Linked DNA regions of Homo sapiens: region 2 is linked to region 1. The links are chromatin contacts, found by Hi-C or POLR2A ChIA-PET in ENCODE. All regions are on one chromosome and are shown on one strand. The core of a region is the stretch at or near the end of the contact, and the rest is flanking DNA. Distances in the headings are between cores, read along the strand shown. Region 1 has its middle 59 kb from the start of FBXW7-AS1. Region 2 overlaps TMEM154 (transmembrane protein 154).

Region 1 (3,356 bases), core at 128-2,627:
AAGCCCATTCACTTCCTACAGAAGAAAAATAAAAGACAACCTGGTTGGGGGGGAAATCCTCATAGAGAGGTGGCCCCACAGCAGGCAGCTGCCGGTGGTCTGGATCACACTTTGTCTCCCAGCATAACAGTTGAGCTATCTGGGGAAAATTCCTTAGCCCCTCTAAGCCTCAGTTCCCACAGCTAGCAAATGGGGGTAATGGTCATAACCCTTCCTCTCAGAGTGTGAAGATGGAAAGAGAGTCTGCATTTCAGCACTTAGCACAGTGCCCAGCACACGCAACAAGAGGTAGCTGTCATCAACATTAAGCTGTTATTCACGCCCTCAGGAGGACTCTGGACCCAGCCAGGGCCAAGGTAGAGAACCTCAAGGGGGAATCCTCTTCCCTATCAGTGGCTCAGCAAAGACCACTCTGAGGAACCCATCACGTTTTGGGGATAGGGCGAGTTGTTTGGTCTAAACAGCTTGGGAAGAAGAGACCCAGGAAAGGAGCGCCATCCTGAAATCTTTGATGAGCTCTCAGAGAGAAGAGGGGGTTTCAGGCTTTCCTACCCCAGAGGACAGATTTGAGTCCATTGGCAAGGGTGGAGCTCAGAGGCGGCCCAAGGAAGTCCTTCCTCCTAATGAGAGTTGGTGAAGAACAGAAGTTGCTGTCTGGAAAGGCTCTGAGTTCCCTTCTCAAAGGCCCTTTACCATAATTATAATGTGTGTGTCACAAACAACCCTCAGGAGAACAGAGCTAGAGAACCTTTGCCTCAGGAAATGTTCAAGCTGAAGCTGGATGATCAAATGCTGGTGAGGGGCGCCTGGCACTGTGCAAAGCTGAGACCAGGCAGCCCACTCGTGGGTTAGGACTATCTACAGCTCCGTTGCATTGAGCACAGTCTACATGCCAGGAAGGCCCAAGGCTAAGTACTTCACACACACTAGCTGGCTTCAACCCTACAACACCAACATGAGGCAAGCACTACTGGTAGCTCTGTTTTACAGAAGAGGAAACTGAGGCCCTTGGATGGTAAGTCAGTTGCCAAAGCTTCACAGTTAGATCACACAGCCAAGATCCAAATCCAGGCACAGCTGGCCATAGAGCCTGTGAGCTAACTGCTGCACTGCACAGCTCTAGCCAGGACAGTTTGTCCTTGCCCTACCTACATGCTGCCTGTGGCCAGGACCTCTGGTGACAGGGGAGATGGAACCATGTGAGCCTGGAAAGCAGGCTGACAGGAAGTAGATGGCACTGTCCTTCTGGCCTAGGGTAGGGCCAAGAGACCACAGCTCTCCACATCACTAAGAAAGATAGGACCTTGCCTGGGGCTGGGAGAGTTCCGGGAAGTTTCTGTAGCAGCGCTGGCTGGTCTGTTGCTTTGCATGCTTATTGCTTTTGTATGGAGTAGGTATCTGATCTCCCCAACACCTGCCAGCTCCGCCTCTGCGTTCTTTCCCTTCCTTGTACACCCAGCCCCTGCCTCCCACCCTGGCATCTCCCTCCCTTCCCCCGCCATGCAGAGATCTGAGTCACTGACAGCAAGTGGGTGAGAAGAAACAGAGAAGGCAGAATCAAGAAATGAAAACCCTAAGGGCAGCAACAATTAATATTTAACTTGAAAATTGCCTGGGAACAGAAAGCTCAGGCTATTCATGTGCAAATCATATGCAAACACTCTCCACATCGGGCCCTTGTAATTATTCTGCAAACCTGCCTGGCCAGCTCTAAGGGCAGCTTGGGAAACCCCAACACCCCAATCCTGCTGCAGGCTGCAAACCTCCCCATGACAGGGCTTGGGAGGGTCTCCAGGTGACACCACTCGGGTGACACCAGCTTGTCCCAGAATTCCTCAGGCCAAAGCTCTTTCCAATTCTTGAGGAAATGTTTCTCCTGCCAGGGAAAGTTCCCAGCCCCGCATCTGGGCTCCCCTTGCCACTCCCCAAAAATGCCTTCCTGACGGTCACCCATGGCCTCCTGATGACTAAATCCCAGTGTCTCCACTCATCCTCCACTTCCAGGCAAAAGCCAGAGCAGCTGATGCCTGAGGCTTCTTCTGTGCTGCCCACCCAGGGCCTCCTCCCTTCCGTCTGACTGCCCTTCCCTGGCCCTGTCAGTGCCACCTTAGCTCCAGCGTGGGGGTGAGCCTGAGAAGGCCTCTTCTCCCCCACATCCGATACGCCCTGGGCAGGAGGGTGGGTCTCTTCGGAGGGTATGGGCGGGCCCTGCACTGGCTTCTGATTATCCTGCATATGGCGGGAAAACAGTTCAGTCCCCCTTCCCCTCCCCAGGTCACCTAAGGCCAGCCCAAATCTGGCGTCACTAGAAGTTCACTTGCAGGGTTAGGTGACCTGGAGCTCTCAGGCCTGAGAGCACAGGCTGAGGACAGGTGCTTTTCTTCACAGCTGGGAGCTCCCTGAGGACACAGCCCCCCAGGCCCATGCTCACCACTGCACCCAGACCTTGAGAGTGTCCCCTGGGGCATCGCCTCCAACTGCAGCCAAGCTGGGGAAGGACACACAGGACCAGGGGAGCAGCCCCAGCCCTAGGCTCAGCCCCTGCCAGAACAGTCTTTAGCATGGGTACTTGTCTCCATCTCAGCCCGCATCCCTCACTCAGACGTGTCAGCTTTTACTGGATCTGATTTATTTCATATCCACATATGTTGAAGAAGGAGCCTGTAAAAAGCTCAGCACATTGGCTGGCCTGTGTTCAGCACCTAATATGAGGCAACTGCCCTTGACCATAAACTCTGAAATGAGTCAAGTGTCCACAGTTCCAAAGGGTTTGGTGCCTTGTTCTCACTGGAGTCACGGAGCCCGGAGCAATGCACTGCCAGGCAGGGCTGCCTTGGCCAGCACCACCGTCATCACCATGCCCAGAGCAGGTGGGATAGGCGATGGTGAGGGGGTGGTCCCCACCATGTGTGGATAATTTCCTAATTCCATGATGCCTGTGGCTGATGGTCATTCATCCTACTATGTATTTACTGGGCATCTGCTACGTGCCTGGCACTGTTGTGACCCTTCCCTCAGGGAGCTTCCATATCCATGGGGGAAGCTGATCTTAAGACAGAACCTGAATTCACTAACAGTTGTGAGAGAGACGGGGGAAAAATTTACCACACTAAACATAAAAGGTAACAAGTGAGATAAAAAGTGCATCCAGCTGGGTGTGGTGGCTCACAAACTGTAATCCCAGCACTTTGGTAGGCCGAGGTAGGAGGATCCCTTGAGGCCAGGAGTTCAAGATCACTGTGGGCAACGTAATGAGAACCTGTCTCTACAAAAAATTAAAAATTTAGCTGAGCATTGCTGACTTGTGCCTGTAGTCCCAGCTACTTGGGAGGCTGAGACAGGAGGATTGCTTGACC
Region 2 (3,422 bases), core at 785-3,284, 360 kb after region 1:
TCGTTATTTTTAAGGGCAAAAAAATTCTTTGATTCTATCACCTATGTGTCAAAATAACTCAGCTTTAGTTGTCAAATAGAAATGCCTTTTCCAGTTTTCTGGTTTTAGTGAGTATGACAGAATCATGATTTTATATTTCACAAAATCTCTGGCACAAAACGTAATACAACAACATAGCAAGAAGAGATTGCCTTTCTGTGGTGAATTTTTTTCTTCTACCTTTTTTTTTTTTTTTTTTGCATTTTCCAAATTCTACTATGTATGCATATTACTTTTAGCAACTGAAAAACAACAAAACGAGACTCCTGAAGGACTATCTCAATGACCCGCCCCATCCTCAAATAGAATGGCTTTACAGAGTCCTTCTTTCCTCAATATGAAAAACTGTTAGAAATTGTACAAGTTAGCTGAGTGGCTCTTTTTTGAAATCACACCTTGATAAGCCTCTGGTAGCAATAATTCTTTTTTTTTTTTTTTTTTTTTTTTTTTTTTTTTTGTTGAGATGGAGTCTCGCTCTGTCACCCAGGCTGGAGTGCAGTGGCACAATCTCGGCTCACTGCAACCTCCGCCTCCTGGGTTCAAGCTATTCTCCTGCCTCAGCCTCCCTAGTAGCTGGGAGTACAGACATGTGCCACACCCAGCTAATTTTGTATTTTCAGTAGAGATGGTGTTTCACCATGTTGGCCAGGCTGGTTTCGAACTCCTGACCTCAGGTTATCCACCCGCCTCGGCCTCCAAAAGTGCTGGGATTATAGGCGTGAGCCACCGTGCCTGGCCTGGTAGTAATAGTTCTTATAACCAGTCTCTGAATTTTCTAACTCTACTGTAGAGTGTTGAATTTGACAGACCCTAGGGTATTTTTTTAAGATAAATGGTAAAAAATACAAATGACATGATAATGCTGGGTTTTATTCATTTAATCTAAGTAGTAAAAATAATTAATTTTTAAAGGGAATTTGAAAAAGAAAAAGCAGCTGTCATCATTTTAAAGTCCCATTATTGATTTACTAAAAAGTAAGGAACATATACTTCCATTACTGCCAGATATCAATTGGAAATTGTTATATGGGGTATGTATATCACCATCTACATGAGCAATGTCCAATAGAGCATTCTAAAGTGATAGAAATATTCTACATTACACTGTCCACTTAGTAGCCATTGGCTACTAAACACTCAATATTTTTTAATTTTAATTTTAATTAATTTAAATTTAAATAGCCACATTTGGTGATTATCTATTACGTTGAACAGCACAGATCTATGGATACTACATTTGATAAAGTTTTATATCCATAGTCAGTTTAAAATTGTAGATCTTTAAATTCTGTAATGTATAAGGTAATGCCAGATGCTAACTTTTTCCAGATCATTTGGCCTCAGAGATTTCCTTTCTTGAATAAAATACCATTTTCTGCTTCAAAAAGACCATTTCAACAACTTGTACAGAAATAAAAACAAGTGGCAACAATTAAGCTGAATATTTAAGTATTGTCAGACCAGGTTTATTATCTGCATGTACCAGATCTAATGTGGGATTGGGTTCTTCTGTCTCACTCCAGGATTTATTGAGATATTTATAAAGCTGTTGCAGCCTTCTGTTACTAGAGAGGAAAGAAAAAAAACAACTTTAGGTTACCACATACCATTTCTATTCATGCTGTTCATCCATTTATCAAGCTCTTCCATTTCAATTTCCATAACAGAGGGTGTATCTTCCTCAAAAATAGGGCTAGAAATAGAGAGCAAAAGACTTGTTAGAAAGAAATGTGAAAGATGCCTAATTTCATTTGGAAAGAGACTAGAATGCTGATCCTGAGGAAGATGAACTTGATTCAGTGCCTTATGCTCTAGGGAAGCCTGGGGGCTTGCCCTATTCCAAACTACCAAACTTTAATAGGAAGAAAGGCTACCACACAAACAAACATACATTTATCACAGGTCCAAAAGTGGGGTGCCCACAGGCCCAACAAGTGGACAAAAAAGGGAACCCAGGAGGCTGACTGCTCCCCTGAAGGTGCAAAGTCAAGTCTGCAAGGCTCCCAGGGTGAGGCCCTTCCGGGGAGTTGCCATATGAAGCATTTTAGCCTTGCTTAATTTCACTTCCTGTTCCTTGGGGTTTTTTGATCAGTGCCCCAGGTCAAGAGGCCACTGTCAACAGGCTACAGTTATCACCTGTCCCTTCAATTCCCAGGCCTTTCTCTCTTGGAGAAATGGAGCAGTTGCTTTCAGAAATTCACCGCCCTCACTTGCAGAAGCTCAAAGTGCACAGTCAGGGGACAGAGTCCGTGGTTAGTGGAGATGGGGTTGGGGAAGGATGGACCACCAGCTCTGAAAGCAGCGTAGGCGGTACACTGCGTAGAGGAAGCGATAAAGTTTCTAAACCAGGAGGCTGCTTGGAAGATGGGGAGGATATGGCATCACCCCAGAACATGCTTCTGAGTGGAGGCTTGTTTTTCTCTCTCCCACCCCTCCTTCCCTCCCTCCTCTCCCTTCCTCCTGCTCCTCCCACTCTTCCCTTCTCCTCCTCTCTCTCTCCCATCCCTGGGGGTTCTTGCTGTGTGAACTTCTGCTTCGACCAGGGCTCCCTGCTAAATACCAGCTCAAGTATCTTTCCTGGTGATAAAATTTCTAATCAGAGTAAATGAACCAATGTCCTTGAAATACAGCTAGGGATAGAATATTTAACTGCTATGCACTTGAAATTGGTAGCAGTCAGGATTCTTTTCTGAATGTAGGACAATGAAATAAAACAGATGCCAAGCTGTCTTTGCCCAGATCACACTCACACGCTGGATAGGGTTTGGGGATGCCAGCACATCCTCCCTCAGGCTGCCAAGGATCTCCAACCCCGCCTGGGAAGCAGGAGAGTCCCGCAAGATGTCAGAACAAAAACACCTGAAAAGGCAGCTGTCCACCTTAACAGTTGCTGTTCACACCCCAGGTGGATCAGAAGCAGCAGGGAAAACTTACACTTTCACGTTTTCACTTCCCAGTTCATCTAAAAGGAAATGAACATAAAGGTCATGTTAGCTTTGTTCTTCTGTAACAACTTTTAATTTCAACAACAGCTGAAGTCTCCTTTACAAAGAGAGCAAAATGACATTAAGTAACATTTTTAAAGGAGCGATCATTAACTTAGAGTCAAAGAAGTGTGGATTGCCATATTAAAACGAGGTCCTAATCCGTGTGAAATCTGCTTTCTTTTAGATGTGGATGGTCTGCTGAGAACGCTCACTTCAGACCAGATGTTCATCCGTCTTTATTTTTTACATCCACAAGAAGAGGAAAACATTGGTAAGGAAAGGCAAGGGAGGGTGAAACAAGAGGGCTTGCTCCTTGGCCTCCTTCAGTAAAATGTCCCAGATCTAAAGGCTGCTGCTTCATCTCCTGTGATACACCATGCTGAACACTGTGACACT

The links. Hi-C counts contacts between places; a loop is a spot of excess contacts on that map. ChIA-PET counts read pairs that join two places held with the same protein, here RNA polymerase II (POLR2A). Pooled maps may share reads with other maps.
Region 2: a pooled map shows a loop between it and region 1 (2.2-fold over the local background). The contact joins two enhancer-like sites. A Hi-C loop is called at or near these places in 1 of 168 maps with a recorded cell type or tissue (breast epithelium) and 1 of 50 pooled maps. POLR2A ChIA-PET finds 5 or more read pairs at or near these places in 1 of 52 experiments (OCI-LY7).

The regions. Positions count from the first base shown.
Region 1 is chr4:152,277,239-152,280,594 of GRCh38, forward strand. No RefSeq gene overlaps it. Among named protein-coding and RNA genes, the nearest start is that of FBXW7-AS1, 59 kb to the right of the region's middle. Within about 2 kb of position 1,378, at least 2 of the 41 ENCODE cell types and tissues checked have a DNase peak (open chromatin) inside an H3K27ac peak, as active enhancers do.
Region 2 is chr4:152,641,442-152,644,863 of GRCh38, forward strand. TMEM154 (transmembrane protein 154) reads right to left here. Exons shown (of 7, transcript NM_152680.3): 4 at 2,974-3,001; 5 at 1,647-1,732. Among named protein-coding and RNA genes, the nearest start is that of TMEM154, 37 kb to the right of the region's middle. RefSeq lists enhancers at 1,773-1,842, 2,988-3,047. Within about 2 kb of position 2,035, at least 6 of the 41 ENCODE cell types and tissues checked have a DNase peak (open chromatin) inside an H3K27ac peak, as active enhancers do.